Linked DNA regions of Homo sapiens: regions 2, 3 and 4 are each linked to region 1. The links are chromatin loops, found by intact Hi-C in ENCODE. Cell type or tissue: IMR-90. All regions are shown on one strand. Region 1 has its middle 380 kb from the start of SGCD. Region 2 overlaps SGCD (sarcoglycan delta). Region 3 has its middle 120 kb from the start of SGCD. Region 4 overlaps SGCD (sarcoglycan delta).

Region 1 (8,000 bases):
ATTATTATTATTAGTAGTAGCAGTATTGAGACAGAATGTCACCCTGTCGCCCAGGCTGGAGTGCGGTGGCACCACCTCAGCTCACTGCAACCTCTGCCTCCAGATTTCAAGAAATGCTCCTGCCTCAGCCTTCCAAGTAGCTGGGACTACAGGCATGCACCACCACAACTGGCTATTTTTTTGTATTTTTAGTAGAAACAGGGTTTCACCATGTTGGTCACCCAGTCTTGAACTCCTGACCTCAGGTGATCTGCCTGCCTTGGCCTCCCAAAGTGCTGGGATTACAGGAGTGAGCCACCGTGCCAGGCTAGAACTTTAAACATATGATGAAATCTTTATAATCACCCTATGAAGCAAGTCCTTTTTTTTTCACTTTTATAGATGAAAAACTTGAGGCTTAGAGAGATCTTGTGTCTTACGCAAGTTCATAGAGCTTATAAGCTTGTAAACTCTGAACTCTCAATCTCTCTCTCTCCAGTATCTCTTCTGCTGAGTCACTAAATCAGAGTGACTACAGGAGCTCTCTCTGCTCAGGACAAACATGTACCTGCTGCAGTTAGAAGACAGAGAGTTGAATATGGGTCCCACCTTCATCTCTGCCATGCTTGTTCTTTAACTTACCTTGATTGCAATCGTTTTCAAAAGTACTTCTTTAGGATGTTTCTCTCCCTCTGGCAGATGGATACTCTAATACCCATTTTACAGACAAAGAAACTGAGCCTGGGAGAAGTCAAGTAACCTGCTCGAGATCAGAAATGAGTGGGTGAATGGGCCTTATTCTTATCCAGGTCTGGGTCCAAAAACCATGGTATTTCTAAGACTTTGAGGAAAGTTATTAAGGTTTCCTCTGTAATCTCATTCTTCACCAAAAAAGTTCCATCTTTTTTTAGGAAAACTGTATAGACATTAACATAACTGTTATGCAATTTCCAAGATCTTAATAATAAAAAAAAAACCAAAACATTACACACACACACACACACACACACACACACACACACACACACACAAGAGTATTTATGATAATACCAAGCTAACAATGTGAGCGTCAATTTCCTTATCTGCTAAGCGGGGCTAATAATAACTATATCACTAGACTGTTGCAAGAATTAAGTGAAAAAAATACAAATAAAGCATCAATGCCATAGTAGCTAAAGGGAAGACATTTGCCCATCTATCTTTCCTTGAATGTCCATCCATGCTTCCACATATCTCCCTCCCCATCTCTCTATCTGTGAATGACAGAAGTTTGCTGGCAGAATAGGAAGAGTCACAGACTGGAAACCTGGGTTCCTGGCCCAAATCTATTACCATTCCTATGCTGCTCTTGTGATCTTTCCTGCCAGGTTCTATGACCCTTGTCCATAAAAATAAGGGGCTTTGCTGGACTGCCCTTAAAATGTTCAATATTCTCAGAGTCCATACAACCTCATCATTGTTATAATGTGCCATCACCCTATGTGATGGCTACATTCGGTTTCCCAGAGCTACTGGCCAAAGGAGGAAAATCATATACAGTTCTGTCTCAGTGATCCAGCTGGTTTGGTCAGCCACACATTTTGGAGATATGCTATAACTAGTTTAGTGGCTGAGGAATTTCACAAGATTATTTTATTATAGTTACATAAACAGTAACTTTTGAACTACTGAAACTGTGTTGTTTTTGGCATGAAAACTTACTTTGATTAAGATGGGAGTATCAATCTCTGACTATTTAAATCTCTAGGAAGATTGAGAAGGAGATTGGGGACAGCACAACCCTATTTGCATTAATTTTTTTTTAATGATTCAAAATACCATTTGGAAAATGGTCTTCACATTTATCAACCATATAACCACTTGGCAAACATTTAATTAAACTCTCATCAAGAAAAATATAGTACAAACAGAAAAGACTTGGGAAATCAGCTAGATCTGGTTTCAAATTCAGTCTCTGCCCTAACTAGCTATATTACTTTGGGCCATTAATTTCATTTCTATGTACCTCAATATCCTCAACTATAATATGAGAAAAATGTTATCTAACTTGCAAGGTGGTTATGATAATTAAATGAAATAAAATATGCACAACACCTAACACATTGCCTATGACTCAAAGTGCCTAAAAATCAACATGCTTCTAAGAGGAATCATGAGTTCTCTTCCACAGACCCGCTGTTTGCAATCCAGCATTTCTTACCCCAGTGACCACCACCAGCCACCCAGTGGAATGTGAATATTTGTAAGAGTCACGCTTGACACCTTCCAACTGCATGTACCCTCAGTTTCCTATCCATGTTTCATCACAATGCTCTGCCCATTTTACCTCGTATATCTCTCCGATCCATCCACCTCCCTTCATGCTCCCACCCTGTCACATCTGAACTGTACTGTCCCACTTGAACTGGTTCCCTCACATCCACCCTTCCAGGTGACTCTCTACAAAGCAGCCACAGTGATATTTTAAAAAGCAAATCACAACAAGTCGCTCCTGCCTTTAAATCCTCAGGGTGAAAACTTCCTCACTGTGGTCTTCAAGGCTCTACCTGAGCTGGTCCCTGGCCGCTTCTCCAGCCCCATCTTATCTCGCCATCCACCTCCTCTTCTGGGCTTCAGGAACACTGGTCTTTCTCGTATTCCTTGAGGGTCCCTGGCACCACCCTCCGGACACACAATCTGCACTTATGCTTGGACACTCCACTTGCTGGCTCAGCAGAAGACTTAAATCATGAGAGAAGTCTTCCCTGAAGCCTCAGGCTAGTTCCGTCCTCTGCAAATGCTTTCACAGCTCCTCAGGCTTTTGCCTTCCAGAACCTACCATCATTTGTAGTTGCATGTTGGTGTGATGTTTTTACTTGGTCTTTGTCTTCCCCATTACACTGTAAATCCTATGAGTGGAAGGGATCATCTCTATTGTTCTTACCACTGTTTTCCCAGTAACTAACACAGAGCCAGGCACAGAGTTGATGTTCAATAAATATTTTTGAATGAATGACTAAAAGTTCTCTCTCCCTTCCCTATTGCCTCTTGTCCTTTGTCTTCTCCCTTCTCTCCTTCCATCCCTTCTACAAATATTTACTGAATGTCTACTCCAAGCCAGTTAGTTCATTTGGCAGTATTAACATGGTTTTACAAACTCTGCTTGAATGTATCCAATAACACAGACCTCATTGGTTCTCAAAATTTTCATTTGTAGACAGTTCTAACTGATATTAATTCTTCTTGAAAACAAGTGGAAATTTATCTGTAAACTTAACTTCTATCTATTTGTTGATGTGGTTTATTTTTGGTACCTAAAATCAGAAACAAATAAAACCACTGGTATCTAGAAAAACTCTCGGTATGTGTTTGTTCACTTGGGCCACCATCTATATGGTGAGATTTACACTCCCTTATTATTATTATTTTTTTTTGCATGGCTCTTACATCTTCAAAGGCATGTATTTGGGAAGACAAAAGATCATGTATTTAAAGATTAGCCTAACTTCAAAAAGATATGCTAAAGGTTAGTTTACAAAGACAAGGAGAAGAAAATATGACCCGAAGTTGGAAACAAATTCAGTGCAATCATAAACTTACCACATTTTTTGTCAGATTATCTGTCTTTGCCACTAGATAATGAGTTTCTTGAGGGTAAGGTTCATATCTTCACAGTGTATGTTCTTATCGCAGCACTTAACACAGTATGTCTTCAATACATATTTGTTGAACAAATAAAACTATTATGACTGTAACAACAGCGCTGATTCTAAGTTAAATAATTAAAATGTTGTGTTCTGTTCTCAACTCTATACTTTTGATGCCATGTGACCCAACGAGGTAATCTATAGCTTAAGGTAAAACAATGTCTATCATAGATTAAGCTTTTAAAAGCTAGAGAACAGTGCAATTTGAGTAGGAAAAAAACACGTGTGTATACAGATAAATGCACAGCACATGCCTAGTCATTGTCTGGAATGGCATCTGCAAACCTTTAACAATCATCGTTCATAAGAATGTGATTTGCCTAAGTAATACATATATACACATTTACTTTTATCCCCCCATACAAAACCCTATAATTTTTCCTTTGTTTGGGTTTTGGTTTGATCTTAATTTACAGTAAGTATATATTACTGTGTGACTAAAGGAAACAACTCACAGAGCTAGTGCACAATTAGAGGAAGGCAATCAGGCTGATAAATGGTCTGCATCCCATGAGAAATGAATAACCACAGAAAGAAATGGAGACATTCAGCCCAGAGACAGCCAAGGCAGAACAAACTATCTTCAAATACTTGCAGGGCTGTGGTCATGCAGAATGGTGCAGGCTGCCCTCTGCAGGACAGAAGGAGGACCACTGAACAGGTGGAAGGTTCAAAGATGCAAATTTCAGCTCTGAGGAAGTTTTTTCTCACCTTTGAGCTATTCGACAATAAAGGGGCTGCTTTACAGTAAAGTGGGTAACTTTGAAGGAGCCAGTTTTGCATTATTAAAAGTAGAGGTGTCTGCAATGGAGAGTCTGTAAATAGAGTTTGAGAGTCAGTAAATCCCTACATTTGAGTTCAAAATTGTGTTGGTGTGTACATGTTTTCAGAGGAGTGGCTCTATAATTTGCTTCCACTTCCTGTAGGGTTGAGCAACCCCCAAAGAGGAACTGGATGACTATTTGTTACTGACATTAAGGGGATTATTACACCTGTGAAACTTTAATCATCTCATCTATACCAACTATGAAAAATCAGAAAAATATAGTTCTGGAGTTTATTGGTTTCCCTTCTATGCAAATTATTTAATTTTTAAAATTAGTTATTACAGTCCATTGATAACAACCATCATGTCTTATATATGCCTATGTCTCTCCTAGATCAAGCACAGTTTCTTGTACGAAGTAGGTGCTTACTAAATTTTAAATAAATACATGAAGAAACAGACTCCCAGGGTAGATTCTTCCCTTTTCACTAATTAATGTAGTAATTAAATTTCACCAATAAAGCAGAATTCCACATATGAATATAGGATGGCATGATAATGATGATGACAACAGTGATTGTAACAAAAATGTTATTGGGGACTATGTGTCAAACACTTTTGTCAAGCATTTTATATGCAATAGCATGTGTAGTTCTCATAGTAATTTATTTAAGGAAAAGGTGGCTTAGATTAATTAAATATATTAATATAGCTAGTAAGTGATTCAAACCAAGACAGATATACTATGGCATCTGAGCTCCTAACCTCTATGGAAAATCTACTTAGGGAATAAGATTACCTGGACTTTGTCCTCAACTCTATCATAGCTGTACAAATAATTTAGGCAAGACACTTTTCTGTCCTTCACTTTTTAAATCTGTTATGTGGAAAACACACTAACAAAAGTCTAGGAGGCATTATGGAATGTTCATGAAGAACATAGACTATGATGACTCATTATGAACACATTGTACTCTACATGGTTGAACATAATTATAACACCTGTTTTAAAATCCTTGCTGCTAATTCTAACATTTGGATTATCTTGGGGTTGCCTTGGTTTATTGCCTTAAGTATCTTCACATTTTCCTATTTGTTCATATGTCTGTGTCTAGGAATTTTGATAGGTATCCTGCATATTGTACATCATAGTTTCTATCTGTGTTCTGTTCCTCTGAAATCTGTTTCTGTCATTGTTATTTGTTTATTTTAGCCAACACTTGACTTTATTGAAACTCCAAATTCTGCCTCCATTGCATTGGGCAGCCACTGAAATCTCTGTTCAATTATTTTAGCCTTCATACTTGCATAGTTTAGGGGTCAACCAGAGATTTGACAAGAGTTTATATGAAGAATTGGGGCTTCCACTACTGTGCTGTCCTTTCTAGAATTCTCTCTCTCCTACTTTTCAACTTCTCAAGTTGCCCCAAATTCTGTTTTCAAATTCCTCATGCCAGAAAGATTGAGGGTTTTAGCCCACGTGATTGATTAGGTAGGTAGGCAGACAATAGATAGATAGATAGATAGATAGATAGATACATACATACATACATACATACATACATACATACATACATGCGTACATACATAGATACATAGATGATAGATAAATGCTATAAAAACAAAACTTATCCACTGCCATACCCCTCTTTCAAGTATTGACTCTCCTCCAATTTGTTTGCTTTTGTCCAGTCTCCATTATCTTCACATAGTTCATGTCTGTTCATGTATATGTGTAATACTATATTACATATATAATATATTATGCAGAATTTGTCATTGCTATCTGTGGGAAGGCTGCTCCAATAGGAGTTACCCACCAGGAACATGGACTTTGACATCAGACAGACTTGAGTATCCTCCCCTAACTCTCCATTAGATCTGAGCATTTTTTGCCATTGTGCTAATAATGGGTGACCTTCTCTGCACTAGGAGGCCTTTTACTTCTGCTACATTTTATCCCAGTGTACAACAAATACATTTTCATTTTCTGAGTATGCTACAATATGAAATAGATTGTGAAACATTGTCTTAAAGAAAAGCTACTTCACCTCCTATAGTATAGCTTGACTTTTTTCATCAATTAATTATTATAAGGATTAAATGAGATAATATAGGTAATGATAAGTAATGTATGAGACTTTGAACATAGAGGCATTGAATGTATGAGACATTGAGCATAGAGGTATTGAACATAGAGGCATTCAGAAAAACCTTAGTACTATAGTAATGTAATTAAATTTTTAATTATCAATAATTATGAATGGCAATGTAATTATAGTTATTTAAATAATATTGATTATTAACAGCAATATAATTATTTAAATAATAATATCAATGGTTATTAATAGCAATATAATTATTTAATATCAATATTATTAATAGCAATATAATTATTTAAATAATATCAGTGATTGTTAATAGCAATATAATTATAACTGTGACAGAAGTTCCCACAAAATTACTATCCATAGTTTCCTGTCCCTTTACCTTGCAAGGAAAATGTGCCTACTTACTGGGTTCCTGTATGTGGCTCCTTGCTATAGTTTAAATGTATCTTCAAAAGTTCATGCATTGGAAACTTAATCTCCAATATAACAGTGTGGGAGATCAGGCATAATAAGATGTGGTTAGGTTATGAGGGCTGTGCCCTTATGAATTGATTAACGTCATTATCACGGGAGTATGTTAGTTATCTCGAGAGTGGGTTTGTTATAAAAGTCAGTTCGGCTCTCTCTTGTTCTCCTGCTTTCTGGTACTCTTTTGCCCTTCTGCCTTCTGACATGGGATGATGCCACCCAAAGGCCTTCATCAGCTGCAGTTTCTTAATCTTGGACTTCTCAGCCTCCAGAATTGCGAGCCAAAAAAAAAATGTCTCTTCTTCATACATTACCAGTCTCTGGTATTCAGCTATAACAACACAAAATAGACTAAGACACTCCTCATGAAATGATCAGGATAATAACAATTATAATAACACTAGTTAATGTTTTTTTTGTTGTTGTTGTTGTTGTTGTTTGTTTGTTTTGAGACGGATTCTTGCTTTGTCACCCAGGCTGGAGTGCAGTGGCACGATCTTGGCTCACTGCAACCTCTGCCTTCTGAGTTCAAGCAATTCTCCTGCCTCAGCCTCCCGAATAGTTAGGATTACAGGCATGTGCCACCACACCTGGCTAATTTTTTTGAATTTTTAGTAGAGACGGGGTTTCACCATATTGGCCAGGCTGGTCTCAAACTCCTGACTTGTGACCCACCCACCTCAGCCTCCCAAAGTGCTGGGATTATAGGCATGAGCCACCAAGCCCAGCCGTTAATGTTTTTAGTACTTACTATATTAGGTTTTATGTGTATTAATTTATTTAATCTTCAAATCAGCCCAAATGATGCAGACTTTATTATATCTTCTTTACCAAAGAGAATTCTGAGGCTCAGGTTGGTCAAATAACTTGCCCAGGCTCACACATCTAGAATATGTTGGAGCCAAAGTTTGAATCCAGGAAATCTGTTACTAAAGGTCTGCTATCCAAACAACCATAATTTAGAAGGTAAAGAAACAGAGCTGGAAAAGC
Region 2 (8,000 bases), 700 kb before region 1:
GTGTGAATTTTTGTAATCCTCTTACATTGTTATAACATCTAGAAATGCTCCATTATATTCAACAAAGAACATGCTTTTGAATGGTGTGGTGTTCTGTCATCCAGATCTTAAGCTCTGTGTAGGCAGGGACAAGGTCTTATATGGGATATAGCCAGGTTGACTTTAGGTTCCGAAGGCTTCTACTAGACTCATTTCCAAATGGTACTGATGCTTCTATGGGAGTATTAAATTATTGCTTTCTCAATGCCAGGCTAAGCTGGTGCCCACTGAATGGCAAGCCAGCAAAATCTAGGGAGATAGGTTCTGACAGGCAGCGGTGGCAAATGATTGACAGGCTTTGGATGTAGAAAGGAAGTGAAGAACAAGATGCTCATGCTCCCTCAACTCCCACTCACTCAGCTCCCATTGTCCAACCAAATACCCTTTGATTATGTTCTTGCTGGGCTTTGGCCAGTGGGGGTCCATATGTTCCACATACTGGAGGACAAACTCATTGATAAGACTTCTTAGGGGAAGATTTCAAAGCCACTCATTAGCTGAGTGACCTTGGGCATGAAGTTCAACTTCTGTGATATTCAGTTTCCCTCTCTCAAAAGAAAGTGTGTTGATAGTACCTTTATCTCCCAGGAATCTTGGAAGGCTGAATGAGATCTCTGGCACAAAGCAACCAGCAGTAATATTATATAATGTTTATGATTCTTATTCATCCTTCTTATCCAGATCTTCCATGACTTTTTCAAAAATAACATTTTTAAAGCATTTTCTATGAACTAGAAACAGTACTGGATATTCTAGTTTTTCATTTGATCACCAGAATAACCCTATGAAGTGGAGACTATTAGTATCTTTGAGGCTCAGGGAAGTCAGGAAATTTTTCCTATGGTCACACAACTAGGTGGAAGTGGGAGGGGTGACTGAGTAAGGGGTCGGAGGGGTGGGATTTGAACTCTAATCTTTCTGTTCTAAAACTGATGCCTTTGATCACTCCTCTAGACTATCTCCCTTAGCAGATTAAGTCCCTCCTTTACATGCTCATCTTTTTATGAGCTATGAGCAAATATCAATGTTTATACCATCAAGTAATGCTTGCTAAATCCTCAATCACCTTTCTTCTCAAAACAATTCACATCTATAATGAGATGAGATATTAATACTCTTCAAAAAGGCCATTTCTTTCCAAGTGCTATCAGGTTTCTGATTTTCACACCATTGTTTACTTTCCCAGAAGCTCCAGAGTAGACAAACATCCTTCAGGATGAATTTCCCCATCCCATCCTCTCTCTGTTTTCTCAGATAATGAATTATTCTCAATTTTATTATTTCAAAAAGGTTTCTATTAAAACCATACCTACTGATTCCCTCTTTTGACACAATATAATTTACTGGCAATAAATGTTCATAAACAGTTTGAGTGAAAAATCCATAAAGCCATTTCAGCTTTATTTTAAGTTCAATTTAATGTCTCTCAAAAATGATTTCATCAATGTGTTTCCATTAGCTGGTTCTCTGCCCAATAACTTAATTCCATAGAATCAATCAGGAACTTATAAAGCATGTGACAGGATCTATCTAAAGTGTTCTGAATCACCATAAAGATGAGCTCAAGGGCTCTTTTCCCTCCTAGCACAGGTAGGGAGTAAACTTGTAAAAAAAAAAAAAAAATCTCAAATGCACTCCACTGCCATAAGTAATAAAAAACCAGCTTCTCCTCTCCAGAAAGGATATTCAAGTCCAGATCTCAGTTTTGTCATACTTTTGACTCAAAGTGTCCCAGATGTCAAGAGACCTGAAATCTAGTCCTATCTCTATGCTCTTAGGCAAGTCAGATAAAAATCTCTGGTTTTGGATTTCCCCAATTATTAAATGAGGGATAAGCATCAGAGTTAAACTGTTAACCCCAAATCTAAAATTTTATGAGGTGTACAATCTTATCTAAGCAGATAACTGCCTTTAGCAACCTCTTTTTTCTAATGAGAAGAAAAAATAATCCTGTACTATGAAAGGAAATTGCGAAACATTTTCTCAGTGTTTAAGGAAAAAAAAAAAGGAACAGACTTTTATCCAATTTAAACTGCATTTAATAGGTAGAAATAATAACCAGAAAATAAATCTCGTAATAGATAAAATGGCAGAGAGCAAAAATGAAACTTAACTAAAACATCAAAGCCCTAAAAACGCGTAATTCTTTAAAACTCCAAAGACTGACCTGAGAAAATTAAATTTTATGAAAAATGACTAATTACCTAAAACTATATACATGTTAAAATTGCTGTGGACTAAATACTGAAAGAAAAATACAGATTTGCAAAATGTGACACACAAAAATTGGATTTGGGAGAAACACTAGACACAAAAATTACTAGGACAGCAAATAGCATCCGTGAAATTTGATAAAGAAAATTTATGATGAATCACTTCTTGTACATGAAGAACTGATCTCAAAAGTAAGAATTTCAAGAAGCGTTCTTTTAAAAATCAGAAATTACTTAAGTGTACTCTTTAGAAAATTGTTTAAGAATTTAAACTAGCTTAACAGAGTTTGCTTTGGTAAATTTTTTCCTGATGAACATGATTAATATTGATATAATTATGATTAGTGCTTTTGTATTAATGAATATGAACTAAAAATCATCGTTGGGTTTAAACCTTGGGGCAAAATGTTCAATAGATTCAAAAGGCAGAGTTAAAATATCTGATGAATAAGGTTTGAGGTAAAAACGTCAGTTTTCTACTTCACATTGCTTGGGTATATATAACCTGAATGATAACTTTAATAACAATGATATTTTACTTGACAAGATAAGGATATAGTTTTATACCCATATTAGATTATAAAATGGAGAAAGGAAGTCAATCTAGAGAATGGTGATAAGAAAATGGAAGAAAAATAATTTTGTTTCTTGAAACACCCAAATACTGAGAAACCAAAAACCTGATTTTCGGTTCTAATTTTGCAGATGCATTGCATGGCCTTTGACAATTTTCCCTTTAGTATTATTTCTCCATTTGGGTGGATTACATAATCTTTAAGGTTTCTTCCGCTCCTGTTATTTTATTATTTTCTAGATATAACTGATCAGATAAACTCTGTGTACCAGAAGAGGAGCACAGTATGTTGGTGAACCCAAAGTTCAATTAACTTAATAAATCTGTATCAAGCAGGAGGCTGTAGTGGTGAAGCAAAGAGGTAAGAAGCTCACGGTATAATATAGTATCCTCCACTAGTGTACACTAATTGGTTTAAACAACTAGTAATTGGCTGGGCGAGGTGGCTCACACCTGTAATCCCAGCATTTTGGAAGGCCAAGGTGGGCGGATCACCTGAGGTCAGGAGTTCGAAACCAGCCTGACCAACATGGAGAAATCCCATCTCTACTGAAAATACAAAATTAGCCGGGCGTGGTGGTGCATTCCTGTAATCCCAGCTACTCGGGAGGCTGAGGCAGGAGAATCCCTTGAACTCGGGAGGTGGAGGTTGCAGTGAGCCAAGATCACACCTTTGCACTCCAGCCTGGGCAACAAGGGTGAAACTCCGTTTCAAAAAAAAACAAACAAAAAAAAAAACAAAAAACCCCCCAAAAAACCTAGTAATTAATCTCAGAAATGAAAATATATAGTAGTGATAAAGAAAAGAAACATGTCTTTGAAAGTATAAAACTTGAAGTCACAACCTGGTTTGGCAGATAAGTTTCCTAAAGAAGTGAAGTTTTGCTGATATTTGAAAAATAATTAGAACTGAAGTAGTCAAGAGCTGAATGTAGCAGTAGAAAAGACTATGGAAACGCTTCACAGTTGGGAAATTCCCATTAATAAAGAAGACTGGGCCAGGCGCAGTGGCTCACACCTGTAATCCCATTACTTTGGGAGGCTGAGGCAGGCGGATCATGACGTCAGGAGTTTGAGACCACCCTGGCCAACATGATGAAACCTTGTCGCTACTAAAAATACAAAAATTAGCCAGGTGTGGTGGCATGAGCCTGTAATCTCAACTACTTGGGAGGCTGAGGCAGGAGAATTGCTTGAACCCGGGAGTTGGAATTGCAGGGAGTCGAGATCCCATCACTGCCCTCTAGCCTGGGAGACAGAACAAGACTCCGTCTTGGAAAAAAAAAAAAAAAAAAAAAAAAGACTGATGCTGCTAGGCCATTCTTAGCAAAAGATGAATATCATGTGGTGAGACTAGAGAGAAAGTTTGGCTCAGGGATTGCAGAGCCTCAGAGGCCACAGTGAAGGTTTTAAGCAGGGGATCTGACTTGATCAACCTGGCATTTTCCAAAGATCACTGTAGCTGCATGTTATGGATTACTTGTTTGTGTCCCCCCAAAATTCAGATGTTGAAACCCTAGCCATCAATGTGATGGTATTAGGAGGTGGGGCGTTTGGGAAATAATTAGGTTTAGATGAGGTCATCAGGGTAGAGTGCCCATGATGGGATTAGCATCCTCAGAAGAAGAGAAAAAGACTAGTGCTCTTTCTCCACCATGTGAAGATACAGTAAGATGATGGATGTCTGCAAGCCAACATGAAGGACCCCACCAAACCTGACCATGCTGACACCCTGATCTCAGACTCCCCAGCCTCCAGAACTGTAAAAAATAAATTTCTGTTTTTTAAGGCATCCAGTCTGTAGTATCTGCTATAGCAGCCCAGAATGACTGAGACATTATGTCATGGAAAAGACACTTAAGGAAGGCAAGGGTGAATAAAGAGAAGCCAGGAGAGAGATGGTGGTAGATGGGATCATATGATTGGTAGTAAGCATAGAGAAGAGTGGATGGCTGAGGAAATATTTAAGAGAAAAACTAATGGGATCTGGTGATGTGCTGGACAAGCAGACTGAAGGATGATCACAGGGCCCACGGGAGGAGATGAAATAGACAGTCAAAGCCAAGTGATTAATGCTCAAAGCCAGCCATGCCCATTAAAACTTTATACTCCACAAATAATATCCAGCTTTTTTAGTATTTGATATTTAAGTCACAATAGAAATTGCCTTTACTTAATAAAGGAAGCTGCTCTGAATCCAACTATATTTTTCTTAGGAAGGAGCAAGAACCATGACAATGAAAGTTTAATCTCCCATGATATTTACCAGGAATATTTTTGAAAAATTATGAATAAACTAATAATTCTTTGAGTAATGAACACTATCTTCTGTGCAAGATAATTTTCTGGTTACTCCAAAGTTTTAGCTAAAGGTATCTTCATGTAGCTCCCACTGTTTAAAGATTTCCAACATATGTGAGATATAGTTTTTGTCTCTGTAAGTCCAGGCTAGTAAACATGGCTACAATCTGATATTTAAATACTCTTTAATATCTGAGACCCATTTTCCTACAAACCAGTCTTCTCTACAGCACATATGTTAGTTGTAGAAGAGTGAGTTATGGGACAACTAACCACAGGAAATGCCTTAGAAACAGAGATTTTTGTATTTAATTCCTAACATGAATTTGTGGCCTTCTCCTAAAAGTAATAGGCAGTGAAAAATTCTTTTTAAGGAAATGAGTTGCGTTATGTTTAACCAAAGATTTAAAATGAACTGAGTGATCAACGAGGATGCAGAGTTTCCACAAGTGTCAGGATTAAGCACAGGGAAGGTGGCTGTCAGCTTCTGAAAATCTTCCCAGACATGAACAATACACAGATGCTAGAAAGTAACTTTCAGTAGAAATAGTCACTTGAGGTGATTTAATCCCATTGTGTCTCCCCAGGCTGCTGCTGGCATTTAATAAACTTCTAATGCAAAACATCTGTAGTCATTACAAATAGTTTCTAGGATACATACCAAATATTTTCTTTTTAGGAATCAGGACAGATTCTTCTTATCCAAAAAGTACAGATAAAATTAATTCATTCAACAAATATTTATGTAGAGCCTACGTCAGACATGATTTTGTGGGGGAAAATAGGCTCTGGCTTTCTTATTTAGGAATTGCAAGTTAAGAAAAAAATTTAAAAATGCACATAAAATCTACAGCCATTCTGCCTGTTGTAATATTTGTTGTCTATAAATAGTTAACAAGTACCTATTATGTGAATGGCACAATGCTGAGGCAATGTTCAGTAAGAAGATAATCTTTGCTCTTAATAAGTTTTATTGTAGCAACACAGGTGGATATTGCAAAAAATATTTAAATCCATTTTTAAAAATAACAGATATTGTAAATCATGCATTTTCAATGGGGGTGATGTTATCTTCAAGGGGGCAAAAACTGGTTCTTGGGAAGCAAAAGAAATCTTACTGTATTTATGTATAAAGCACAAATGTATATATATATCTAGAGATGTATAGCAATATATAGATATATAAACAGCTATATAAATGCACACTTCACATAGTACATAAACGGATATCTAGTATATCTATGATAGTAAGATTTCATGGGAGGGGTGTGATTAAGAAAAAGAAAAAAGCCTGAAGAAAAATTCCTCAGAAGAGCACTATTGGAAAAAGGACTGAGAAACTGTTGTAAATGCTATGAAGTAGTACAAGAAGCTGATGGAACACTGAGCAGAGGGGCTAGCCTAGCATCAGAGGACCTGCGAAGGCTTTGCTGGGGAAGTGCTATTACTGGGAGTCACTGGCAGGTAGATAAGTGTGGACACTAAGAGAAGGGTGATATGATCCAAGCAATGGTTAGAGTAATGTAAAAGTAAAAGGAGAGCCAATGTCAGAATTTTAAGGGACTCCAACATTTAAATTTTGAGTATGGAAGGATGAGCCATCAAAGGAAAATGAAAAAAAAAACATGAGAATAGAGGTAGAAAGAAGACCAGGAATGGGGTAACACAGAAGCCAAGAGAAAGAAGTATGTATTTCAAGAAGGAGGGAACAGTTTATCTGTGTTAAACAGTGCTGGAAATTAAGGAGAGGAATAGAAAAGTCTACTGAATTTGGCAACATGGAAGACACATCTCAAGAGACATTCTATCAAAAGCTGAAGGCAGACTGTTGTGGGCACAAGAATAGGCAAAAGGTGAAGAAATGAATATAGCAAGAGTTACAACCTTTTGACAAGAGAAATACCATGAGGTAGCTGGGTATTGGATATTGGGTACCAGATACCGAAGGCCTAGCGGTGGTTAGTAACCACACTTTTATATAGGCACCAGCCTGCTGCGTGGCACAGGCTGCACAGAGGTGCATGTGTTCAGTTGCCTGAACACAGGCATACATAATGTGGATGTTTGGGTTCATCTAGGCTGGGAATTTTGACACATGTGAATGCTGAAAACAGAGTGTTAAAGTTCAGGGTTCTCCATGAAGACTGTGAAGAGGAATATGATACTGGACAAGTTAATTTGCTTCTTCTAGCTTCAGTTTCCTTATTTGTGAAATGGGAATAATAGTAGTACTTCTCTCATAAACCTATTGTGAGGATTAGTGACTATATATGTGTGTATATACACACACATACATATACACATACACATATACACATATGTATATATGAGATATATTACATATATATTAAAGTGTAATATATCATAAAATGCTATACATGTCTGGCATATCAAAATAGATGGTAGATATATTTTATTATGATAAAAGATAGTGATGAAGACAAGAATAGACAGTAAAGCCAGAAAGATAAATGAGTATCATTCAATAATTTGAAGGTTAACAATGGAGAATGATAAAATAAGACATTCTCTTTTGAAAACTCTAACAATTTAACTGAACTGGCAATACCATCAAAGTACACATTTTAAACATTGTGTAGAATTTGAAACTGCAGGGCAATTTAAGATTCACGTATAAAAACATCCTGGCAAGATATGAAGAGACAAGTAGTTTAATTAAGCAAACTCTACTCTGGAAACCAATAGACCGGAACTCATGCTCAGTGTATCATTAAGCCAAAACTTGAAAAAAAACAAAAGGAACCATCCAAGCAGCAAGCAACTTCATTTCAGTTTCTTATGAGTACATCGTTTTTGATAGTAAATAAAACTGCACAGTATAACAAACAATTTCAACTCACTGGTTGTGTTTA
Region 3 (8,000 bases), 260 kb before region 1:
TCAAAAAAATGAGACAAAGAAGCAGCCCTTCCTTGAATGAAAAAAAAAATTATTCACTGCCAAACTTATAGTATACAAGATCTAACTTTTACATCTTTCTGGTTAAATGCCTTGGTGTCCCATACTTGCCTTGGTAAAACTTTAATTTTTAAGATGTTACATAAAGCCATTTAACCACACTGGTCTTGTATTAATTAATAATAAAGTTTACATTTCTTATTGATCAGACTGGCCACATTTAAGAGCTTCACAACAAAAACAAATTATGCTTTTGAGGCCATAGGGAAACAGGTAACCTCATACACTATTAGTGGAATTGCATAGGGCTTCAATCCCTAGGAAGAATTTTGCAATACCTAAGAATACTCTATATATATTCATCCTATGACCCAAAAATCTAGTGTTTTATCCAAAAAAATATGTCCACAATAATTAAGCAACATGTGCACTTATTCATGGTAGTATTAATTGTGACCAAAAAATATTGGGAAAACCCCGAATGCCAAGCCACAGAAGACTGGTTGAACACACCACTGTACGTACACACAATGAAGTATTCTGAAGTACAAAACAATTTTCACACATTTTTATGAAAAACTTGGAGTCATTTTCAAGATATACCATTGGGTAAAAACACCAAGGTATAAAATAATATATATCATGCATGATCTTTGAGTACAAAGTATGGCTAAATATGAGTAAGTCTACATATATATGGACATAGATGCACATATTCATTTGTATATGTGCACAGATATATATAATATATAATATATATATATAAAATATATATATATACACACACATATATGTGCAACATAGAAAAATAGACATGGCAGGACAGGTCATCTCCCTTGAACAAATGACCAAACAGAGGTCTAGGGATGCTTAAGCAGTTGTCCATGTTCATTTACCTCATCTGTAATGGAGCTAGGACGACGAGAATCCCATTGACTCCTAGATAACTGTATTTCCCCAAGTACAATTTATCCTCATCCACATACAAAGAGATTAGGACTATTGATGTTAACAAGGTACTGACATAAAAGTGTTAGGAATTTGCTGTATTTCATTTAGGTAGAAGTAACTATCCTGTACCTTTATGGAAAAGTATATATATCCAAGTTGCACTTTCAGAAGATATAGTCTACAGATATCAAGGACATTCTGTACATTGGCTGGAAAACTCACAGACACTAAAAAATAGGATAAAATGTATAGCCATTTACCCTTTCAATAGATTTCTGATATTACAACAGATTATTGTCTTATACGATGACAGCCTGTATGATTGTCTTTCAAAATCTGCAACAATCTAGCTTAATTCAACCTTTCTAAGCTTCTCTTCTACTATTCTTCAGCATAAACATTGCCTTTTATTAGTCTTATCTACTCATTGTGTCTCGTAATTCTTCATTTATTTGCCATTGTTTGTGCTACTATTTTATGTCAACTGTAACCTGTATTAGTTTGTTTCTGCAGCTTCCAACAAAAGAATCTTAACTCTTACCAGCCTACCCATAAAAGCAATTTAATGCAGGATCATGGAGTATCCCTGAAAACTCAAGGCTTTCAGAAAGAAAGTGACCAGATAAGCAGAGGAAGTCTGGGTGTCTGGAAGTTCTGAAGTCTGTTTTGGGAATGCACCATGAGCTTTTGATTTACCTCCCACTCTGATGGAGGAAGGGCAGTTTACCACAGTAAAAATCTATATGCTATTATAGAAAAACAGCAAAACAGCAATTGATATTGTTCAGGTGAAAATAATATATGTCCATCTCATTGCTAATATCTCAAGATTCAACATCTCTGTGCCTTCTGTGACAATTTCTCTGGTCTTTTGAGATCACGGTTGTAGCAATACCTGTATTCCTACATTACTCATTGTCAGATAACACAGTGGAGAAAAGTTTACACTCGAATTATAAGCCTCTGCCACTTATTTTTAAGTAGCTACTTACGACTTACATCTTGCTATTTCATTGTGATCTTGCCTCTCCAATTGTGAAGATAAAGAAAAACACAAACCAGTTTGTTTAATACCAGTTACATAATGTGCCCCATATGAGCAGCTATATAACTATATTTATTCCTCACAACAATTTCATGAGATACTGTTATCACCCCTTTCTCTCAGATGAAGAAAGTGAGGCTGAGAAGGGTGACATAACTTGCCAAGATCCCATACGCTGACACGTATATGCCTACATCATTCATTTGGCATGTAATCATGTAGTATCAATCAAAAAATCACTCTAGTTCACATGATATTGTGTGTGTGTGTGTGTGTGTGTGTGTGTGTATGAGTGTGTTGGCTAAACTAGTTAAACTGTGACATCTTTCACTAGGATACCTTATATATATATTTGTATCACCCACCATACTTAGCATATAACAATATACACACCGCAAGCCCTCAAGAAATGATGTGAATTAATTATATCTGATTCACATGAGCTACAAAGTCACCACCATAACCATCATTTTGGAGTATTATTCTTACTACATAACAAAAAGCTCTGTGCTGGCCACCCCATAAGGGAGAAAATTTCCTCACTCTTAAGCTTGTTTTTCTTCTGGAGCTGCAGGTCCAGTAACACTTGTTGAGGAGTAAGTCAGGAAAAGAAACAAAACACTAAATGGGATGACACCTTCCACAACCACACTCTTGGCTTTTATGGGTATCTCTAATAACCATCAATGTAGTTATGAATTTAAACAATATTTCTAGTCTTAAGCAATATGGAAGCCACTGGAATATAAGTTTGATGAGAACTTGGACTTAAACACTAAATAATATTTAGCACATGATACATATGCAATAAATATTCACTGGATTAAGATCTCAATATATTTTCCAACTTGGAAAAATTTCTATTCCCAGTCATACAAACTCAATCATTGGTTTTAAAAAATTACCTCCTCATGTTTATGCTATGTCATAGTACTGGATGGAGCACTGCCTAGATCCTGAATATCTGGGTCCTGTTTTCTCCACTGCCGCTAATTAACTGTAATATTGGACAAGTTATTTCAGCAGTTGGCCTTTTCAGAGTCTTAATGGATGAAAAGAAAGCTCATTTCCAGCTAGAAGTCTCCAGGAACTGTCTATAAATTATTTTGAGGGACTTTACAAATCAGACACGAATACAGATGATGATCCATCTTTATTTCCATAGTATAAAGCACAGTGTCAGGAACATAGTAATACAGTTCAGTAAATGTGGGATGAAAGAATAAATGAATAAGTGGTCGGGACATACAATCATTAAATACCTTTATAATTCTAAGAATATGTAATGATATAGCCATGCAAGCAATCAAGTACATGTCTCAAAACCTATCCTTTGATGCCACTATTCATCAATCTCAAATATCGAACTACATAGGAACAATGCCTTTGTAGTTTGTTATTTGCGCAGTCAATAGAAAATACTGTTATGTTGTGGTCTTCATTCTTATGGTGATCTTGAAGAATTTAAATTGTAAGTCCCTACAATCTAGGTTTAATATCCAAATAGTTAAAGATTTGCAAAAAGAGGATACAGATATAACATAATTGAACAAATGATACAGAAAATGCCACAGCAAATAGAGGCACTAATGAAAAGTACATGTGGATTTGCATTCCAAATTATAGAGTATAGTTTCCCCACATGGCTTCTATAAAACACTAATTCTGGGATATTCTTAATTTAAAAAGTTTTATGATTAAAATCTTTGGGATATGATGCATCCTTTCAAATCTGACAGAGTCTCAAGGCATGTAAGTATATCAAAGCTTTAATAATTCTTACTTTGTTAAAACCTGTATTTCTCAAACTTGCTTGCCTATGAAAATTCAATTTTTGTAGAAAATTAAAACCTTTACAATCAGCCTTACCTAGAATTCACTTTGGGAAACACTGTTATGTCACAAGAGGCATACAGAAACAGGGTACCTCCCTGTCCATGCCCAACTGCATTAACTCCAATCAGGTTTAAACTGCAGTCTTTTTAATTGAAAAAAAAAAAAAAAAAAAGGAACCTCTGCTACTCCACTGCGTTTTCATGAACACACTGAGTACTCTCCATTGTGCCTTGATTCTGACACCCCTGTGAGACCCTACATGAAGCAGTCAGTTGATCTACATCTTCAAAACCTGGGAGCTGTCACCTTATTTGGAACCAATAACTTTTCTCTAAATGAAATGCTTTAGAAGAGACTTTGACTGTCTCTTCCAGTATGAATGCTTCTCTATGGCCTTAGTTTCTTTGATCATTGAGGGTCAAGAAATCTCAGTGCTAAAAACAAACTATAACAACTGCAAGGCTTATCATTAGCCTAACACCTCTTTCAATAATCTCACAGGCCGTAGTGAAGCTCAGACCCATTTAATCAGAGGCCATATAAGCAACATCAGAATCATGGCCAAATTTAAAATTGTAAAACAGTCTGGCTTCTATTCATTCACTGAGTAAGTATTTATGTAAAGCCTACTATTACATACTGTGAATTACACTGAGAACATTGCTAAATTCTGATGAGTCAAAGAATAATAATCCAGTTTAAGGAAACCATCCAGGAGGAGTTAAGTGGTGAGTGGGGCCACAATCAATGGAGAGATCACTTTAACGGCAAAGGCCAAGAAAGAACCCCCTGTGGGTTATCTTCCCTCCAACAAAGAGGCAACCAGAGTATTAGAAATGTTTTCAATGAGAGTTCTGGGAATGACTTAATCTAAACCTGAATACTCATTCGCAATTCAACAACAACAACAACGTGAAACTCTTTTGCTGAGCAGACCAGAAAGCTGTTTTGGAAGTCAGGACCACTCAGGGAGCTGCTCAGATGGCTGCTCTCCTGTGGCCTCATTAGCTGACTCACAAGGTACACACTGGAGCTGTGCCCTAGATTCCCACACACCAACTCTGACATTTATAAAGCACTTTCAGTCCTGACAAGATCAAAAACTCAGCATTCTTTCAAATGTCATAATAACTCCAAAATATCCCTGGCTCGAGCTGAGAAAACTGAAAGTGATAAAGCACTTATTAGATTAAAAAAAAAAAAACTAGGGAATTATGGGCTTGTCCTCTTCCCTCCTGCAGCATGAGGCATTCATTCGATTTTAATTTGATTTTAGTAACACATTTTCCCCTTAGGAAACACTCATTGCTTTACCTCCTAGACTGGACTCATTTGCAATGTCCATGGTCCTATGATGTTGGCAAATTTGCCATAAACTGGTTTCTCTGTTAAACCGTGGGCCTCCAACCAAAACCTCCTATGGTTACACTTTAATGTCAACGTAAGACATCTTGACATTGTGTTATGATGGCAGCTTTGCTCATTGCTACAGTGGGAGTGAAGAAAGATGTCAGCATGTTTACTGAAAGCATGTTCTGGGCTACAGCTTGCACAAAGATGATACTTTCTGTTCCTCAGTTTTTCAAAATATCAAACATACTGTTTTAAAAATAACAGTGATATATGTCATTGTGTACTTGAGTGTCATGCTCCATTATACCATTTTATTTACTTTTTTATTGTGTTAAAAACCTACATAGCATTAAATTTACTGTTTTATGTACACAGTTCAGTAGCGTTAAATGTATTCACATTGTTGTGCAACAGATCTTTGGAACTTTTTATTTTGCAAAGTTGAAACTCTACGCCCATCAATCAATAATTCCTTCTCCCTGCCTCAGCCCTCAGCAATCATCTTTCTACTTTCTATGATTCTGACTATTTTAGATATTTCATGTCTAAATGGAATCATGCAGTACTTTTTTGTCCTTTTGTGATTGGCTTATTTTGCTTAGCATAATGTCCTCGACGTTCATCCATATTACAACACATGTAAGAGGATGTCCTTCCTGTTTTAAAGCTGCATAATATTCCACTGTATGTCTCTACTGCATTTTGCTTATCTATTCATCTGTCGATGGACATCTGGGTTGCTTTCACGTATCAGCTATTGTGAATAAAACTACAAAGAACATAGGTGTGTGAATATGTCTTTGAGATTCTGCTTTGAATTCTTTGCGATATATACTCAGAAGTGGGATTGCTGAATCATAACATGGTAATTAAATATTTGGCTTTTTGAGGAGCCTCCATACTAGTTTGCATAATGGGTTCCAATTTCTCTTGTTGCCTGTGCTTTGGGTTTCATATTTAAGAAATCATTGCCAATTCCAATGTCCTGAACATTTTCTGCCATGTTTTCTTCTGAGAGGTTTATAGTTTTACATTTTTAATGTAGGTCTTCAATTGATTTTGAGTTAATTTTTAAATGCTATAAGGTAATGGTGACTTCATTCTTTTCCATGTGTATATCCAGTTTTCCCAGCATCATCTATCGAAGAGACTGTGCTTTCCCCTTCGTGTAGTCTTGGCACACTTGTCAAAAATTATTTGCCCATATATGCAAAGGTTCATATCCAGTCTCTCTATTCTGTTCCATTTGTCTATGTATCTGTCTTTATGCCAGTACCACAACATCTTGATTACTGCTGTTTTGCAGTATGTATTGAAGCAAGGAAGAGAAGGTCCTCTACCTCTGTTCTTTTTCTAGATTGTTTTGGCTATTCAGGGTCCCTTGAGATTTCATATATATTTTATGATGTTTTCTCTCTTTCTGCAAAAAATTCCACTGGAATTGTGATAGAGATTGGACTGAGTCCACGGATCACTTTGTGTAGTATGAGCATTTTAACAATATTAAGTCTTCCAAGCTATAAGTATGAGAAATATATTTATTTGTGTCTTTGATTTCTTCTACATCACACTATGTTAACAGGGCCTTTAGTAGATTCCTAGAACATTAAAAGTAAAAGAAAATTTGTAGGTGATATACTCCTAACCTGAGGCCCAGTGACCTAAAGTCCATGAGGCCCTAAGAGTGGACACAACTTTTTAAATATACAGCTTCTCTGGGTGGGTGGCAAGATCTACAGAATTTATTAGTTGATGAGTCATTTATTTATTCAGCAATAAAGCACCAAATACATGTCTGACACTGGAAATGCTGCAGCAAAATTGAGAGAAAAGCCTGCCTCCGTGAAGTTTATAGATTTTTGGTGAGTGAATGATCTATAAACACTCAAAATTATTGCTAATCTAATGCCATTATTTTAAAAAGGAAGGAATCAAGGCAAGAAGAAGTAGTTTGCCAAAGCAGAGAAAGCCAAAAGATGGAAGTCTGACTTGGAGTAGGGAGTCTCCAAACGCCTATCTCAGTGTCCCTTTTTCCTTCTTCTGTACTGCTTCTACTACCATTACTAACAATGGAGTTTGAGGTTGGTGAGACAGCAACCTGCCTTTTAAGTCCCATTTCCTGAGAGGCAAGTATGTGTAGGGCACTATGTAAAGGGCCTTGCATGCCTGATTGAATTTATTATTTCCCAATTCTGTGAAGAAGACATTATTTTTGTTCTTTAGTTGAAAATTGTCAGATGCCTGATTTGGGGCCAATAGCCAAAGCAAATAAGTCAATGACCTCTTTGGGCATCAACTTGCTGCTGTTATGTAGAAGTGATTAGACTAGCTGAGGAAAAGCAAGATAGCTTTATTTGAACTCTTGATTCACTGAAATGGCTCTAAAGCTAAGTGTTGAGAAATCTTTAAAGACCATGTACAGACTCTACAGGCAGAAGGTTCAGATTCATGATGTTTTCTTCACTGAGGTGCGAAGGTATGTGTGTAGGTGTGTGTATCTACATGTGTTTAGGGCTAGAGTTTTGCATATATGACCTTATTTCTTCATGTCGAATAGATAATTATTCAAATACCATTGAGCTGGGTGTGTTGGCATGCACCTATATCCCAGCTACTTGGGAGGCTAAGGTGAGTGGATCACTTTAGCCCATGAGTTTGAATCCAACCAAGGCAACATAGCAAGATTCCATTTCTAAAATCAAATAATAATAATAATAAAATAAAAACCACCATTGGCTGGAAAGTCCTGACTCTAAACACATCTATTATACTAAATGTGTCTCAAGTCCCTGAAATT
Region 4 (8,000 bases), 530 kb before region 1:
AGCTCCAGTTAAATATCTTTGATAAGAATCTTGAAATCTGGCCAGGTGTGGTGGCTCACACCTGTAATCCCAGCACTTTGGGAGGCCGAGGCGGCTGGATCACTTGAGGTCAGGAGTTCAAGACCAGCCTGGCCAACATGTTGAAACCCCGTCTCTACTAAAAGTACAAAAAAAATTAGCCAGACATGGTGGTGCGTGCCTGTAGTCGCAGCTACTCAGGAGGCTGAGGCAGGAGAATCGCTTGAACCTGGGAGGTGGAGGTTGCAGTGAGCCGAGATCATGTCACTGCACTCCAGCCTAGGTGACATAGCCAGACTGTCTCAGGAAAAAAATAAAAATAAATAAAGAATCTTGAATTATATTTTTTAATCTAAAAGTGTCTTAATGTTAAATTTTTGTATGTATACATATATCCCCTCCCAACACTGACAAGATCAAATAAAACATGAGAGTGGGCCGATTTGGCTCTCAGGTGAAAGACAATCAGAGGAGCTGGCTGAATTACCAGAAAGGACTAAGAGGTAGTAGGGTTTGGCTTCTAAAAATGGCAACTGAGCTGGGCACAGTGGCTCAGCCCTATAATCCCAGCACTTTGGGAGGCCAAGGTGAGTGGATCATCTGAGGTTGGGAGTTCGAGACCAACCTGGCCAACATGGCAAAACCCCGTCTCTACTAAAAATACAAAAATTAGCTAGGCGTAGCGGCTCACACCTGTAATCCCAGCCACTCAGGAGGCTGAGGCAGGAGAATTGCTTGAAACCATGAGGCGGAGGTTGCAGTGAGCTGAGATTGCACCATTGCACTCCAGCCTGGGAGACACAGCGAGACTCTGTCTCAAAAACAAAAAAAAGTCAACTGGAGAATGATTCAGCCAGATGTAGAAGGTGAATGGAGGGCCTGTTGTTTCCCCCAAACTGCTTAAACACAGACACCAAGCGACAGAATTGCTGAGTAGGATAGCTCCATGGATTCCTTTCAGGACTGAAAGCTCAACTCAGTAATCGCAAGAGGTCTCACAAAGATGCGTGTGGCTCAGAGTAGCCCAGGGGGAGCAGAGCCACCTGCACAGGTGCCTGATCTCAAAAGAACCTCATTGGTGGGGCATTAACGCCATCAGTGACTGCCCTTGAGGTCTGAGGCTGAGCTCAACTCCTGGCTGGGTGAAAGGAGCCCACTCGAATTTCTGATATAGGTCCCTTATCAATCTTAGTGACAGTACACTCAGAAATTACAGAAAGATAAGTAATGAAAATAAAGAAATTTGACTTGACATGAAGCAGCCATAACCATTGAAGTAGGAACCATTATTTCTACTTAACAGATGAGGTAAGGGCGAGAAATGCTATACAACACCCTACCCTTGACTCCAGCACCCAGCTCCCACTGACCAATGCTCCCCCTCTGATTGTTCTCCCAGGATTTCCCATTCCCCTCCCCACTCCTTCCATTCTTTATGATTTCCTGCACTGCCTAAATGGTGACGACAGTTTGATCCAGAGATTCCATGAGCATTTCATAAAAATATTATTTTTTCTCTACTGTTAACCATTCATGGAACCCACATTCCAGAGAATATTCTTGTAGAGATGCTGCATTTTGCACCTAATGACATAGAAAATAATAGATTGAAAGGAAAATTTTAGCTGCCCATTTTACCTTTTACCTCCATTACTATTAGTTCAAATCATTAAAACAAAATTCAGAAGAAGTGCCTATGACCTTGACATCACTTTTTTTTTTTTTTTTTTTGCTCAAATACTTTTAAGCTGTGTTGTCTATAAAAAACCAGGATGATTCTATTGTTGCCATCAAGGCAACAGCTCATGAGAGATGCCTGCAAAGTCCCTCATGAGACAGAAAGTCTCCTTAATAGAGGCCAAGTGCAGAGAACACTGCTACCAGCTACAAGTGTACTTAGCCAAGGAATACTTCCCTTTCCTTTTATATCTTCTGTCTAGAATAATTGAAATGAGATTGTTTGTGACTCAAATTGGTCAGATGACTCCTCATTATCTAAGAGTGGCCAGAAAAGTCATGGGGCCTGTCCTATGTTTATCCAAAGATGAGAAAAATGCTGAGTATAAGGAGTGGGTTCTATGGGTTATATTGTACTTGGAAGAATAACCTCACTGTCTGGTTGCATCTTGTGAGTCTCACTTGCTCAATGTACCGGATCTCCCAAAGTATTATATAAAAACATACATATCTAAACAAATACCATATTTTGTTGGTACCATTCTACTCAATGGGGCTCGACAATACTAAAGGATTCCTTAAACATAACAACAGAACATAGAAAGCACTGACTCTGAAATGCTCTTTCAAACTGCTTTTCAGTTCATTTAGCACTGACAACTGTATGGGTTTTCCTTTTTTTTTTTTTTTCTTTTTCTCTTGAAATTCACTGAATTAACGCTCTGTCTAAAATTGCTGTTGCTTGCAGTTCAAGGATATTGTGAGTTCCAACAAAGCTGCTTCTAGGCTCATAAAATATCTTTCTCTAAAGAAGAAATCCCTGCTGAGATCACAGCGCTAAGATCTATTTCAAGACAAACCTGTGACTTAGATGGGTAATATCAGCCAGACTGGAGGTGTATTTTTCAAGTGCAAGGATTTAGTTTACCTATCAGACACCTGATTAGGATTCCCAGAGTCATTGTTATAACTGAAGCAGCCTGGATGGGTTCCTCCCTCAGGTGACAATTTTCCTCTACAATGATCTTGCTGAAGAGGTTTGGGATTTACCATTCACTGTGTTCCAATTCCCTTGTGTGCAACATTTAGCTACGGAAGCATTATACTATGCCCTATTTTCTTGAAGGCATTTTTTCTTTTCTCCAGTTTCAGATATAATTCTTCTATGCCCTGATTTCACAATTTATTTCAAATGCTTCGCTTTAAAAGTCTTAAATTTTAAGTCTGTTATGGCCATGTTTAAAAAGAATGACTGTACTAGAATTTGGTCTTTCTAGCTGTTACAGGTAAAAAATAAAGATTATGGAATCTTTTATTTCTTTTAATTCACTCCCTCTCAGCTCCTCTGTCAAATTAATTCTGCTTCCACTTCGGCCGCTCTCACTTATGCACAGTCAGCTCCTTTCTGGAATGTCCTCTTTTCTCACTACTTTGTGGATTTTACTAATTTTTTCAGAGATTAACTGAAAACTCACTGTTTTACTTGGTTAAAAAGTAGACCCCCAGAACTGCACTGGAGGTTGCTGACAGGCCTGCAGGATCCCCACAAATCTCCATGCTATTCTCCTATACCCCCAGAAACAGCCATGTAGGGGACTACTTAGATGTTGTCCAGTTCTTGGCTTGGCTTAATGATAAGTTACATGGGAACCTAGGCTAGCCAAGCCTGCTCAGCATTAGTCATGAGGAAGAGGTCACAGCTGACTGTTACCCTCAGCCACGGCAAGTCAAAACAAAGCAGACAATTGCCTCCCTCCCTGATTTCTCACTCTGCAGCCCTGGGAAGCTTAACCTTCAAGCTCCAATGCACCCTGCTGCAAGGAATGTGCTGCCTGTCCTCCACATCTTTATTTTTCTCCTTTTCTTTCTGCCTTCCCTAGGTTTGGTCTCCTTCCCCTCCAAGTGCTTCATAGCTCCTCTTTTGGGACCCTGTCCTGATCCTCTAGTATTCTAATAGAATTCCTTGTAATGTGCTGAGTTGGGGGGCCTGAAACCATCAAAGAAATATACACTTCGGAAGAACTCTCCAGGAATTGTTTGCAGCTGTTGGTTTGTCTGGGGGTGTTTACTTGGTTAGCGGCAGGCTTGCTAGAAGTATTGGCTGGAAGTGTTGGCTTCGGGGAGAAAATAGGAATTACAAAGTATCTTGTCTCCTCCTTCCTATCTTTTGGCTAGACTGAGGTTCTCTTGGAGACAGGGGCTAAAGGAACAAAATGATAGAACCAGTCAGCAAAGATTTCTAAATAAGAGATGCACTGTGCTGTGGTCTATTTACAAAAAGGGACAGAATTGCAGATACTTTTTCTCTTCTGCATGAATCTCAGCTGGACTCTGACCTCCCCAACACCAGCAGCTTGGAAGGACCCATAGTCTGAACTGTCACTATGACAGAGCAGGGACAGTTGCAAATGGGTTTGTGGGGAGGGGAAGCCAGCTCAGGTAAGAAAGATTAGTCAGGGATAATGGTGGCTGCAGCTGAAAGACTGATTTGTGGGCACATGGGAGAGACCCTGTAATGGATAAAAAATAATGAATGGGTATCTTGGAGAATGGCTAACTTACAGTTATTAAAGCAGGGATAGTTTGTGCCAACATACTGTTGGTATAAAAGGGTAGAAGGGGACTTATTGAATAGTCAGAGGCTGGTGGAGCCTGGCATATTTTGCAGGTTAATGGTGCAGAAGAATAATGGCTAATAGCTATTATTTACTTAATGCTTATTATATGCCAGTCACTACATTAAAATCTTTCTCTACATGCATTAGCTCATTTAGTCTTTACAACAACCCTATGGAATTAGCATCATTATTATTGCCATTCTGTAGTCTGAAGACCAAGGCTTATAGCAGTTTATTTAATTTCCAAGGTCCAAGAACTAGGAAGTGCTGAACCACTGAGATCCAATGCACGTATATCAAGTTAATCCCATCCTAATATCATGGCAAAATAGGCCAAACTAACTCTGGCACTCACTGGGCATCCATCCTTCCTTATATCCTGGGTTATGTGGTTCTTTTTCTACCTGTTTCCCCAATTATCCTTTTAAGAATTCCAAATTAGAGCAGGCACATCTCTAGATTGGTTTCTGCTTCAATGGGGACCAAAATTAAATCTGTTTTCCTTTCAAACCCAGCTGGCTGCCTCTTTCTGTGACCAGCTGGAGCATCTCCAATCTCACTAAAGAGAGCTGTCGGCAAGCTTGGAGTGGCCCATGTTCAGGGCTCCCTGCCCTGCTGCTGGCAGATGCTTTGTCAAAGAAATGAGACAAGCTGCTATAGAAGCGCTAAGGAGTCAGTACAAGCTACCTACAGGAAAGGAGCGTCAGCAGCCAGGCCTCAGGTCCCAGGCCAGGAAGGGTACGCATAAGTGCATAGCACAGCCTAGAGTGCCTGGGTGAGATCCTGACACACGGTGCTTGCACAAGGCTGAATCACTCTGAGGAGTATCTGGGTTCATTAAATTCCAAAAAGACTATCCTACAGTTTTTCCATCTTTCACTATTGATATTTTGGGCTTGATAGTTCTTTTTCATGGGGACTGTCCTGTGGGTGTTTAGCAGCATCTCTGGCCTCTACCCAAAAATGCCAGCCATGCCAACCCCTACCCATGTTGGGATAAACAAAAACATCTATAGACAGGCCAAGTGTCTTGTGGGAGACAAAGTGCTCTCCCTCCCCCACTGGAGAAAATGAAGGGGCTGGGGAAAATTATCTTTTAATTTAGGATCCTTTCCTGAAATGCTATCTAACAGTGTCCAGAAAAAAAAAAAAACCCACACACAAAAAAACAGCTACAGTTGAAAACTGGTATCAAAGGTATTAAAATTCATCTAATTTATTTATCGGATAGGTTACTTCTTGACACATACAGCACTCAAGCCTTGTGGATATGATTCAAATACAATATAGATCATTTTTTCTCAAAAGGTGGTCAGTGGATTATCACTTCGATTGCTCCTTAAAACAGATTCCGTGGATCAATGCCAAATCGAATGAATCACCATATCCCCAGGGTGAAGCCTGAAATTCTGCATTTTAATAAAGTCCTTGGGTAATTCTTTTGTATATTAAAGTTTGAGAGCCACTGATACAGATGACACTCCCAAGGAGTTTACAATCTCTTTCAAAGAAAACAATTTATAAAAAACACACAGTAGTCCCCTCGTCTATGGTTCTTCTTTCTGTGGTTTCAGTTACCCACAGTCAATTGCAGTCCAAAAAGATTACATAGAAAATAACAGAAGTAAACAATTCATATGTTGTAAATTGTGTGCCATTCTGAGAAGCATGATGAAATTTCACAATGTCCCTCTCTATCCTGCATGAATCATCCCTTTGTCAGTGTATCCGCAGGCAATGCTGTTTGGTAAGTTAGGTGTATTGAATGCATTTTTAATTTATAATATTTGCAACGTATGATAGTTTTGTTGGGAGGTATCTCCATGGAAACTTGAGGAGCATCTGTATAGGGTTCAGTACTATCTGTGGTTTCAGGCATCTACTGGTGGCCTTGGAACTTATCTCCTGTGGATGAGATGGGAACATTGTATATCATTAAGTACAGGTGGTAAGTATTGCACAGTTGGTAAAATAAGAGGCAAACGGCTGAAATAGTCACTCAATTCTTTCGTGAGACTGGAGATGAAAATTCCTAGTTGTAATTATTCAATGTAGGCATTGGATAAATTAAGTACATTATGTTAGATAACATTTGAATTCTACCAGCTATTTTTTTTACTGTAGGCAAATTTATATACAGTGAAATACATAGATTATAACATTTTGATAAACATACACACTCATGAAACCACCATTTCAACTAATATTGTCACTTTCCAAAGTCTCCTCCTATCTCTTTTAGTCAATTCTTAATCCCATAGACAAACATTTCTCTTTTATCACATAGATTAGTTTTATCTGTACTTGAAATTCATATAAATTGAATCACACAGTATGTATTCTTTGGTGTCTTGTTTCTTTCACTCAGCATAGCATTTTAAAAAATTTATTTGTATCATGGCTGGGCATGGTGGCTTACTCCTGTAATCCCATCCAAGCACTTTGGGAGGCAGAAGCAGGCAGATCACCTGAGGTCAGGAGTTCGAGACCAGCCTGGTCAACATGGTGAAACCCCATTTCTGCTAAAAATACAAAAATTAGCCGGGTGTGGTGGCTCATGCCTGTAATCTCAGCTACTTGGGAGTCCAAGGCACAAGAATCGCTTGAACGTAGGAGGCAGAGGTTGCAGTAAGCTGAGATCATGCCACTGCACTCCAGACTGGGTTACAGAGTGAGACTCGGCCTCGAAAAGAAAAAAAAATTATCTGTGTCATTGTATATATTAGTTCTTTATTTTTTATTGGTGAGTAGGAATATACCAAAATGTATCCATTCTTCTGTTGATGAATATTTATTTCTATTTTTTCAGCTATTATGAAAAAGCTGCTGTAAATGCTCTTTTGAAAGCCCTTTTTGGATATATGTTTTCATTTCTTTTAGCTGCTGGGTCATAAGATCGGTATACATTTGGCTTTTTAAGAAAATTCCAAACAATTCTCCAACGTAGTTACGCTTTTTTACAGTCTCAGCAACAAGGTATGAGAGTTTCAGTTACTTCATATCCTCAACACTTGGTTTAGTCAATCTTTCCATTTTAGCTGTTCTAGTGTATGGAAAATTACCTAGTTGGTGTTTTAATTTGAATAACCCTAATGAGTAATGATGTTGAGGACATTTTCATGTGCTTAATTGGCCATTCATAAATCTTCTTTTGTGCAGTGTTTAAGTCTTTTGCCCTTTTAAAAATCACTGTCTTTTATTCTTGATTATACAAATCATTTATACATTATTGATATAAATTCGTTGTGTATGTATATTTTTTCTCTAAGTCTTTTGTGCCCTTTCATTTTCTTAATGGTGTCTTTTGATGAGAAGTTTTTATTTTGAGAAAGTCTAACTAATTTTTTTATGTTTAGTGCTTTTTTATGTCCTAAGAAATATTTGACTCTCAAACTTATAAAGATAATCTCTTTATGTTTTCTTCTAGCAGTTTAATAGTTTTAGCTTTTATATTTTAGTATATGAACTATTTCAGATTAATTTTTTGTATAGTGTAAGGTAGAGGTTGAAGTTCTTTTAAAATAAATTTCTTTTTCCTACACATTTGTAAAAATGCCTTATTTCCTCAAATCGAATGACCTTAGCACTCTCATAGAAAAATCAATTGACGGTATGTGTGTTGACTGTATATGTATGAGTCAATTTCTGGACTTTATATTTTGTCCTATTATTCAATTTATTAGTTCT

The links. A loop is a pair of places that touch in the nucleus more often than their neighbours do. Peaks named below come from ENCODE experiments on the same cell type or tissue, not always from the same donor. Only the 100,000 strongest peaks of a DNase experiment are listed, where the experiment ranks them.
Region 2: a loop joins it to region 1, with 4 times the contacts of the local background. A loop is called at or near these places in 4 of 110 quality-filtered maps.
Region 3: it touches region 1 in a loop (2.9-fold over the local background); 2 of 110 quality-filtered maps call a loop at or near these places.
Region 4: a loop joins it to region 1, with 2.7 times the contacts of the local background. A loop is called at or near these places in 2 of 110 quality-filtered maps.

Annotation. Positions count from the first base shown.
Region 1 is chr5:155,940,304-155,948,303 of GRCh38, reverse strand. It overlaps a transcript of SGCD not described here. Among named protein-coding and RNA genes, the nearest start is that of SGCD, 380 kb to the left of the region's middle. In IMR-90, a CTCF peak has its summit at 4,289 (motif pointing left); DNase peaks (open chromatin) are centred at 433 and 4,263; H3K27ac peaks cover 656 bases.
Region 2 is chr5:156,638,589-156,646,588 of GRCh38, reverse strand. The region is part of intron 6 of SGCD (sarcoglycan delta); the gene reads right to left. Among named protein-coding and RNA genes, the nearest start is that of PPP1R2B, 210 kb to the left of the region's middle. In IMR-90, no CTCF peak of the experiment used is centred here; no DNase peak of the experiment used is centred here; H3K27ac peaks cover 552 bases.
Region 3 is chr5:156,198,776-156,206,775 of GRCh38, reverse strand. It overlaps a transcript of SGCD not described here. Among named protein-coding and RNA genes, the nearest start is that of SGCD, 120 kb to the left of the region's middle. RefSeq lists a silencer at 4,745-4,907. In IMR-90, no CTCF peak of the experiment used is centred here; DNase peaks (open chromatin) are centred at 4,515 and 4,845; H3K4me3 peaks cover 419 bases; H3K27ac peaks cover 722 bases.
Region 4 is chr5:156,471,435-156,479,434 of GRCh38, reverse strand. All of the region lies in intron 3 of SGCD (sarcoglycan delta), which reads right to left. Among named protein-coding and RNA genes, the nearest start is that of SGCD, 150 kb to the right of the region's middle. In IMR-90, a CTCF peak has its summit at 3,514; DNase peaks (open chromatin) are centred at 3,394, 5,064 and 6,004; H3K27ac peaks cover 1,700 bases.